3 separate regions of the Homo sapiens genome follow, and regions 2 and 3 are each linked to region 1. Evidence: chromatin contacts called from ENCODE Hi-C or POLR2A ChIA-PET data. All regions are on one chromosome and are shown on one strand. The core of a region is the stretch at or near the end of the contact, and the rest is flanking DNA. Distances in the headings are between cores, read along the strand shown.

What was found. A loop is a pair of places that touch in the nucleus more often than their neighbours do. ChIA-PET counts read pairs that join two places held with the same protein, here RNA polymerase II (POLR2A). Pooled maps may share reads with other maps.
Region 2: a map of ascending aorta shows a loop between it and region 1 (2.9-fold over the local background). The contact joins the promoter of PIK3R3 here to the promoter of TESK2 in region 1. A Hi-C loop is called at or near these places in 1 of 168 maps with a recorded cell type or tissue (ascending aorta) and 10 of 50 pooled maps. POLR2A ChIA-PET finds 5 or more read pairs at or near these places in 3 of 52 experiments (H1, PC-9 and T-cell).
Region 3: a map of naive thymus-derived CD4-positive, alpha-beta T cell shows a loop between it and region 1 (28-fold over the local background). The contact joins the promoter of RAD54L here to the promoter of TESK2 in region 1. A Hi-C loop is called at or near these places in 1 of 168 maps with a recorded cell type or tissue (naive thymus-derived CD4-positive, alpha-beta T cell), 2 of 37 single-sample maps with no recorded cell type and 12 of 50 pooled maps. POLR2A ChIA-PET finds 5 or more read pairs at or near these places in 1 of 52 experiments (IMR-90).

The regions. Positions count from the first base shown.
Region 1 is chr1:45,489,841-45,492,840 of GRCh38, forward strand. TESK2 (testis associated actin remodelling kinase 2) reads right to left here and starts at 1,323. Exons shown (of 11, transcript NM_007170.3): 1 at 1,012-1,323. RefSeq lists enhancers at 981-1,030, 1,317-1,611 and a silencer at 1,261-1,480.
Region 2 is chr1:46,131,277-46,134,153 of GRCh38, forward strand. PIK3R3 (phosphoinositide-3-kinase regulatory subunit 3) reads right to left here and starts at 1,353. Exons shown (of 10, transcript NM_003629.4): 1 at 571-1,353. The coding sequence starts at 676. The region is part of intron 1 of P3R3URF-PIK3R3 (P3R3URF-PIK3R3 readthrough); the gene reads right to left. It overlaps LOC101929626 (a long non-coding RNA gene), which reads left to right and starts at 2,095. Exons shown (of 3, transcript NR_125987.1): 1 at 2,095-2,114. RefSeq lists enhancers at 616-665, 1,906-2,135.
Region 3 is chr1:46,246,489-46,249,188 of GRCh38, forward strand. RAD54L (RAD54 like) reads left to right here and starts at 1,275. Exons shown (of 18, transcript NM_003579.4): 1 at 1,275-1,920; 2 at 2,024-2,110. The coding sequence starts at 1,918. RefSeq lists a silencer at 836-1,095.

The sequences.
Region 1 (3,000 bases), core at 73-2,572:
AATTTATTACCTTCTCTCAAAATTGCTTTTTTATGCTCCCTATTTCAGATGAGATCAGGAGCGTTGAGGGTGGTATAACCAGAGACTATGTTCCCTATTTCAATTAACACTACCGATTCACACCATCAGCCAAGTCAGAAACTTTCTACTATTCTTCTCAACTTTATTTTGAAACCTCTTGGAATTTCGGGCCATTCCCTCCCGCCTGGATGAGCACACTCGTTTTCTGCCTACCTGGCCTTTCCGCCTCCACGGTCTTCACTTTCAATCCTTCCTCTATATTTTCACCAAAGATAATGCAATCATACCAAGCTCCTGCTTACAAAACCTTCAACGGCTCCCCATGCATGCAGCATGAAGTCCAAATTCCTCAGCAAGTTCTTCTCAGAGGTATACAATTTAAAGACTTTTAAATTACGCAAACCTGGATTTCGCTTGTAGCGAAATCTGAACACTGGCTTAGTCCACTCTTCACAGCGAAGAGTAAAAAGCAGAGAGGGGAAAGGAAGGGAGACGATGACAAGCGAGGAAAGAAGAGGGGGAAGGCAGTAGGGTCTGAGGGGAGGGAATTGTTTTCCTGGGTAGAGGTGAACGTTTTCGAGGGAAGAGTGTATCGGAGGGAAGTCAAGTGAAGGAACCCAGATCTCTGAGGCAGGAGCGGGTATGCGAGCAGGGAGGCGCTCAGTGGGGAGCTGGAAGTCTCTGAAACAAGAGTTTTCCGAGAAAACGAAAGATCCCTAATGCGAGCGAGGTAACTTCTAATGGGTTCCCAGGTTCTAAGGGGGAGCAGACGTGGCGGGGAGCCTGAGGGAAGTGAGAAGGAAAGGGGAAAGCGGCCAGGAAGGGAGCGTCCGCCGCCGCTGAGAGGGGGACCTCTGGGAAGCCGAGGGGTCCCGTCGGGTGCGGAGGGACGCAGGCGCCTCTGCTCCGGGGCAGAGGAGGTGGAGCGGCAGCGCGCGCGGGCCAGGCAGGATGCCCGGGTTTGTGACCCCCGTCCTCTTTTCACGTTACCTGAGGCAGGACTGAGCAGCCAGAGGGGTGCCTGCGCGGGCAAGAGGAGGAGACGGCGGCAAAGAGGGAGCATAGTAACCCTCACAGCTCGTTGGTGGCAGCGGCTCCTTAGCCTGCGGAGGCGGTGGGAGCCCCTAGCGCAGAAGCCGGCGACTCAGCTAGGCTAGCGGCGGCGGCGAACGAGGAGACTACTGCCATGGCCCCACAGTCGGGGCCGCTCCCCCCGCCTGTTTGGCGGGGCCAGGAGGACGATCCGACCAGCGAAGCCAACAGGGCAGCTGGTAGCTCTGCTGAGCTCCCGGGCCGCGAAAGACTGAAACGCCTACCCGGCCCAGCAGGGGGGTTGGGGGCGGGGTCTCGGCTGGCCACGCCCCTCCCTCAAGCCCTCCCTCAGAGTAGCCAGTCAACCGTCAACTCCTGATAAACGAGGTAGTGGAATTGCCCAATTAGCGCTAGGAATGCCACGTGGTATGAGGGTGGGCACAATGGGCGTCCAGAAAAGCCAATCAACAGCCGTAGGTGCCAACTCCGGAGGACGAAGGGAACCAATAGGAAGGAAGTCGAGGTAAAAACAGAAGAAGCAGTGTGTGGGAAAGGCGGAACCGAGGAGGAGGGAATACACCTGGGGGAAACCCAAGTCCAGGAGCCTCTTAGAGGGCGGGGCAGTAAACACAAGATGGACCAATAAAAATGTTAAACACAGAAATGATTGGTAATTGATAAAGCCAATAGAAAATGGACTAGACTGGCGCGGCTTTCGGGTTGGTCAAGGTATAGCTGAGTAAGGAAAAGCGGTAAGAATGCTGCGTCCTGCAGGATTTCAGTATAGTGAGGAGGAAAAAATATATCAATAATACCGACTTGAAATAGTAAGAGCAATCAGTAGAGCTAAACAAAATGCTAGGGAAGCAATTAATCATGACTATGAGATTCGGTTAAGTGAAAGCTTAGAGGAGGTAACACTTCAGCTAGCTTGAAAACAGATTTTGAAAGAAAGCTGGTGGGGAATAAGTTGGGATTTTTTGTTGTTTTTGTTGGTTGTTTTTTTTTTAGAAGGGTCTCACTCTGTCGCCCAGGATGATGGAGTGCAATGGAGCGATCATGGCTCACTTGCAGCCTCAAACTCCTGGATTAAGATGATCCTCCCAACTCAGCCTCCCCGGATAGCTGGGACTACAGGCACACGCCAGCATGCCTGACTAATTTTTTGTATATTTTGTAGAGACGGGGTTTACCATGTTGCCCAGGCTGGTCTGTAACTCCTGGACTCAAGTGATCGGCCCACGTTGGCCTACGAAAGTGCCGGGATTACAGGCGTGAGCCACCGCTCCCAGCTAAGAATTCTGCCCAGCTGTTCAAGGCACATATTTCTTCACTTTTTGCATGTGCCTGGACATCAGGAGCTCATAATCTCATGACTGAAGAGACTAGAACAGGAGGAGGGCAAGAGCAAGCAGTATGGGCCTTACTGTATTAGCACTCCCAGGGGTTAGAGACCCCTTTTCAGACATCTTAAGACTTTCATCCTCCTGGAAGAGTATAAGTGGTATGCATTCCTGGTGGCCATAAAGTTTAAGAAATATGGCCAGGGCCGGGAGCAGTGGATCACGCCTGTAATCCCACCACTTTGGGAGGCCGAGGCAGGGGGATCACGAAGTCAGAAGATCGAGACCATCCTGGCAAACATGGTGAAACCTCGTCTCTACTAAAAATAGAAAAATTAGCTGGGTGTATTGGCGCGTGCCTGTAGTCCCAGCTACTCAGGAGGCTGAGGCAAGAGAATCGCTTGAGCCCGGGAAGCAGAAGTTGCAGTGAGCCAAGATCGCACCACTGCACTCCAGCCTGGGCGACACAGCAAGTCTCCGTCTCAAAAAAAAAAAAAAAAAAAAAATATGGCCAGACACAGTGATTCACTTCTGTAATCTCAGCACTTTGGGAGGCCAAGGTGGATCACTTGAAGCCAGGAGTTTGAGACCAGCCTGGGCAACA
Region 2 (2,877 bases), core at 103-2,602, 640 kb after region 1:
CGCCCAATCCCTAAAAAAAATCACTAACCGGCATTTGTTTCTGCAAGAGAAAAAGGGAGTCTTACAATGAATAATCACATAACTCAGTTTCAGAAGTTAACCGGGGTAAAACACAACGAACCAAATTAGACAAATGTATGAAAGGACAAGCTTTCAAGAATTCGCCCAAAGTGAAAGACTGGTTTTAACCCCGGGATATAAAACATCCTTTGCAGGTAGAAGAGTCTTTAATTGAAAAAGAAAAAAATAAAATAAAGTGGCGGGCACAAGAAAAACCTGAACGACACGCAAAGGCAAAGTAAAAAATAATGATAATTTTAAAAAGGGGTCTCTCCTCCCACCCCCACTTCCAGCCCCCACCCCCACCTTCGCAGGACAATAGGATCAGGGTCCTAACTGCAAACTTTAAACGTGTAAACCAGAAGCAGTTTTACCGCAGCTGTAACTGCAAATCTCCTCATCCCGAACCTAGCGCACCCAGGAATACTTCTGCCCTGAAAACATCAGCAAGCTCTTGGTAAATACAAATCAGACCCATCACGAGATTCTTTTTTTTTTTCTCCCAAGTACCTGGAGGATCCATTTCAATATAAAATATCAGTTCTGTCGAATAGGGCATCATCACCTCCCTCCAGTCTGCGTCATCGCGGTCCATACTCCACACCGTATTGTACATCGCGCTGTCAGGGGCAGGTCGCCAGGAGATATATAGAAGGCATATATTTTTTATCTGGTATTTAAAAATCTAAAAATATATATCTGCAAAAGTTCCACACGGAAATGTACTTCGGGTTTTCCAACGGCCAGTACCAGTCCGGCCAAACTACCCGAACAGGGTCCTCCCCCTCTCTCCTACAGAACACAACAAAATGCCCCCGAACTTTCAAGCTATGGGCTTTTCTCCTCAGAGGATTACACAGAGGCTTGGGGGACGGAGAGCAGAGGTGTTAAAAAGCGGCTTCCCAAAAATCCTTTCTACACAGTCGCTCTCCGGGGAGAAAAGCTCCCACCGCCTCCAAATCTTTCCGCGGAAGCCACTTTTGTGTCCTTCGAAGGAGGGAGAATGAAGAGGAAAAAAAAGAACACGTTGGGAGAAACCCGGGCAAGTGACAAAGGAAGGCAAAAAAGGGGGCTGGAGATTGCGTTCAAGTTTCGGGGTCCCACTGGTCTGCAGAGAGCGAATCCCCCAGAGGCCGGGACTCGGGCTCCTCTCCGGTCGGTCTCGGAACCGAAGCTGCCGCAGCCTCGGGAATGGGGCCGGCCGGAGAAGTCCAGTCAGCTCGGCTTGTCTGGGCGCTCCCGCCGGGGTGTAAGAACCAACCCGACCGCACCAACTGCCCTCAAGCTCTGCCCGGACTCCAGCCACTAGAGTTTCATTTTAACGGCGCGGAGGGGACACCCTCCCCGCCCCATGCTGCCCACCCGCTGAGGCGCCACCCAACCGCGCCGGGAGGGGGGACAGCAGGCATCACCACCGCCCCTTCCACGCCGTCCCGCCTCGATGTACCGGGATTCTGTCAAGTGCCTGAGAACATGTTCAAAAAGCTGCTCTCCATCTCGACTTTCACGTCTCCCCACCGCTCTCTAGGCTTCGGCTCCCCAATCAGCCATCCGCGCTCTCCCCCAGCCTCAATCAGAATGGTACGATCCGGGCGCTGGCCGCACTCCAGGAGTCAGTGCCGGGAGCACGCGAGCCAGGCGAGGAGGGAGTGGGGCGAGGGAAGAGAGGCAAGGTGGGTGGTGATTGGCTGAGGCCGGTTGCCGGAGCCTGGAGCCTGCGTCTTTTGTCTGCCTTGCTCCTGCGAAGGAGCGGGAGACGGCTGCGCGCCCCAAGCGGGCCAATCAGGAGACAGCCGGCGCCGGCCGGTAAGGCGGCGATTGGTCAGAGCCCAGTTACTAAGCGGGACAAAGGCAGAAGGGGAAAAGAAAAGAGGAGGAAAAAAAAGAAAGAAAGAAAGGAAGAAAACGCAAACGGCGGTTACTGACAGGCTGGGCGAGCGCTCGGGGGCTCAAACTGCCTGGAGACAGGCGGGGCTCCTGCTGAGGCTTGGTCCGCCCGGACGAGTAAGGAGAGGAGCCAGGGAGGACCTGCTGGCGTGAGACGCCTCTGCCCGGTGATTGGCCGCGGGGGAAGGGAGCGGACACAGAGGGGGCACGTTCTGTCACTTGGCGGGGTGCGCGCTCTTCTGGTCCTTAGGAGGTCTCTGGGGAGACTCCTTTCCTACAGACCTCTTCACCTTGCTGGGACAGCCCTCTCCGCACCCTTGACAAGTTGTCAAAGCAATGGTCCCCAAACCCACTTGCCACCTTACCACTCAGGGAGAGGATGTGCCCGTGGCCCCTGCAACCTTCCTGGCTGCTACCTGACCCCACTCCCTGCTTCTCCCCTTGAGCAATTGGACATTTCTGAGGGAGGCATTTCGCAGTTCCTCTGTGCTTCCCACCCAAAGACTTTTGAACCCAGAGGTAACTCCCCACGCCTAAAATAGTGAGAGGTCTCAGCAAGCCCTCCTGCTCGAGTGCTCAAACCAATTAAAAAAAAAAAAAGTCTTGGAATTACAGTGCATGTGTAATTTCTAAGATAAGTCACAGGTGTTGGAATCTCTCACCAAAAGGGCTCTATTCTGTTTCCCTGACAGACCCTCTTCCTCACATACTCATTCCCACCCCCAAAGCTTAAATCTGGGAGATTGGCTTCACTATGAAAATGCTGAATATTTCCATGCATTTCAGAAACAGCTAATTAACTTGCTGGGGAACACTGAATAGCTAAAAGCAGATTTGTGTCTCCTGAAGATTGTGCCTGGAATTGCCATCCTGTATACCCTACAATACAGTCTGAGGAGGCCAAAAACTGCTCCATTTCCTCTTTACACA
Region 3 (2,700 bases), core at 25-2,524, 760 kb after region 1:
AATCCTCCTGCCTCGGCCTCCCAAAGTGCTGGAATTACAGGTGTGAGCCACCATGCCTGACCTCAGAATTCTTGATAACCCTGTGAGGATGGCTTAAGCTATACTCAGGTGTGTGACCTTGTACAAGTTACTAGCCTATCTAGGCCTGTTTCCTCACTTACAAAATGGGGACAAAAATAAACCTACCTCATAGTCATGAGCATTACATGAACTGTTATATCTTAGAAGCTCAGAAATGCCTGGTGGTAAATGCTATAAATACACCCTTATCATTATTAGTGAGTACCTAGGTTGTGCATGCCACTGTTGGGTGCTTTACGCACATTAATTTACTTGTCAGAATAGCCATGGGGGGGAGGTACTATTATAATGCCACTTTAGATATGAAGAAACTGACGTTTTGAGAGATTGGATGATTAAATCTCTGACTCCAAACACAACGCTTCCTCCAACGCGGTTTGGCCTTGGAGAGGAAGGCAGCTTCTTTCAAGACACCCCTGAGCGAGAAAGTCGCGTCATCCGGGGGCTCCCATTGCCCGAGCCCGCCACGTGGCAGTCTGGGCCGAATGCCTCTCCCCACTTTCTGGGTGGGCGAGGCCTGACTCCAACCCCGGCCCTCCGCTCTAGACCTGGTACCACTGTAGATTCAATCCAAACTCCCAGAAATGTGCCGCCTTTCATAATCCCCAGCTGTCCACTACAGGTGGTAACTCCCCTGCTGCTCAATGTGGCGTAAATCTTCCCTTCCATAGCTGCGGGACCACAGCTCACCGACCTGGGACAAACACCCGAGACGGGCCGAATTCCAGCTCGCAGGTAGTAATTCCGCCCCTCCCCTCCCCGCTCCGTCGCGTCCAGTCCAGCTCTTCTAGCCCTGCCCCGCTCCTCTAGCCCAACCGCTCCCCACTGTTGGCCCCGCCCCTCCCCGCCCCGTCCAGCTCTTCTCGCCCCGCCCCGCTCTTCTCGCCCAACTGCTCCTCGCTGTTGGCCCCGCCCCTCCCCCGCCACCCCCGCCCCCGCCCCGCCCCTCTCTTCTCGCCCAACCGCCCACCTCTGTTGGCCCCGCCCTCCCATCTAAGTCACGCCTCCTAGTAGGTCAATTTAGCTTCTCCAGCTCCAGAGCCCAGACTCCTCATTGGGCGCAGCACTATTCCCGCCTCTTCCTTGGGTCGCGAGCGCCGAACTCATCGAACGCAGCCAATGGGTGATACGACGGCAGCGCGGCGGGAGGTTCGATTGACCCGGTCTTGGCGGGTCGGTGAGTCTTGGCGGCTGTTAACGCGCGCTTTGGGAACAGGAAGGTTGAGAGAGAGGTGCTGGGGTCTGCGTCTATCTCTGTCGCTCTTTTCAGCCCCTCCTGGTATTCCCCTCCTAACCTGGGTTTTTTACACGCCCGCGTGGCTTCCTGCTCGACCTCCCTGAGTCTGATCCTGGTTTCCACCTCCAGCCCTGGGAAATTTCCTTTCTCCAGACTCGCCCTCCCCACCCGGGCCTCGGACTTTCACCCCAGCTTCTCTCTCCTGGCCAGTGATTACCCACCCCCAATCCCACCCCGCCCCGCCGCGCAACTACCTCCTCCCTTCACCCGGACTGGGACCATCATCCCCACTCCACTCCGCCCAGTCTGGGACTCCACCTGCCTCCTCCCCAATCCCACACTAATCTCTGCTTGGTCTCTTCCTCTTTGGCCTAATCTCTCGTCTCGGCTTATTGGGGACGGCCACTCTCACAGTTTGGTTCCAAACACCAGTTCCTGGATGGATTCCCGCCATCCATGCCCCCTCTTTAATTAGCCGGTCCTCTCAATAATGTAGCAGCCCCCTCTACAGATTAGACCCTGGTCCTACACTCTTAGCCGCTGCCTGCTTTTGACCTTTGGCTCATGGGTACTTGACGTTTTAAACTCCTAGGCCCAGGATGGTAAGTGTGGGCCTAGGGGAGACTGGGAATAGCCCTGGGTCAGGGTCTAGTAGGCCTAGGCTGCAGGATCCTTGCAGGCACTGTTTCTGTTCTCCCTTTACAGAGGAGGAGCTTGGCTCCCAGCCAGCTGGCCAAGAGAAAACCTGAAGGCAGGTCCTGTGATGATGAAGACTGGCAACCTGGCCTAGTGGTGAGCACTCAAGGGGACAGGGAAGGTGGGTAGAGCTGTTTGGACAGAAAAGAAGCCAGGATTTGGTTTCTAGGGTTACATAGCCAATTCCAGATGCCTCTTTTGTATGTTCAATAAACTTTTAGTGAGTACTTACTATGTGCCAGGCATTGAACAAGATTAGTAAAATCTTTATCCTCAGGGTAGTCACTAGAAGCTAATATAGCCTCAGTTTTCCTGGTGGGAAAAGATAAGCAAAAGAGCCAGTTGGATTGGACCTTTTGACTCTGCTTGGAAAAAAGGGCTACACAACAGCAATTAGCAGCTGGCTCTTTTGCTCTTTGTCCCCTGCCCAGTGTCACAGAACAGTAGAGTGTTCTGGGCCTACCTTGGAGTCCTGGGCTCACTTGGGCCTAGATCTGACAGGTTGTGTCCTTCCAGTCCTTGCTCATACTCAAGTACAGTATATTCTACTTTAGGTTGGGCCCTGGGCTCTGCTTCCTGTTTTGGAGGCTTGTTGGGGCTGGCTGTGGGCAGGACCTATGTAAACCAAAATAAATAGGACAGTGCAGCATGGACTTCAGAGAATAAGAGCAGTTCAAGAAGTGGGG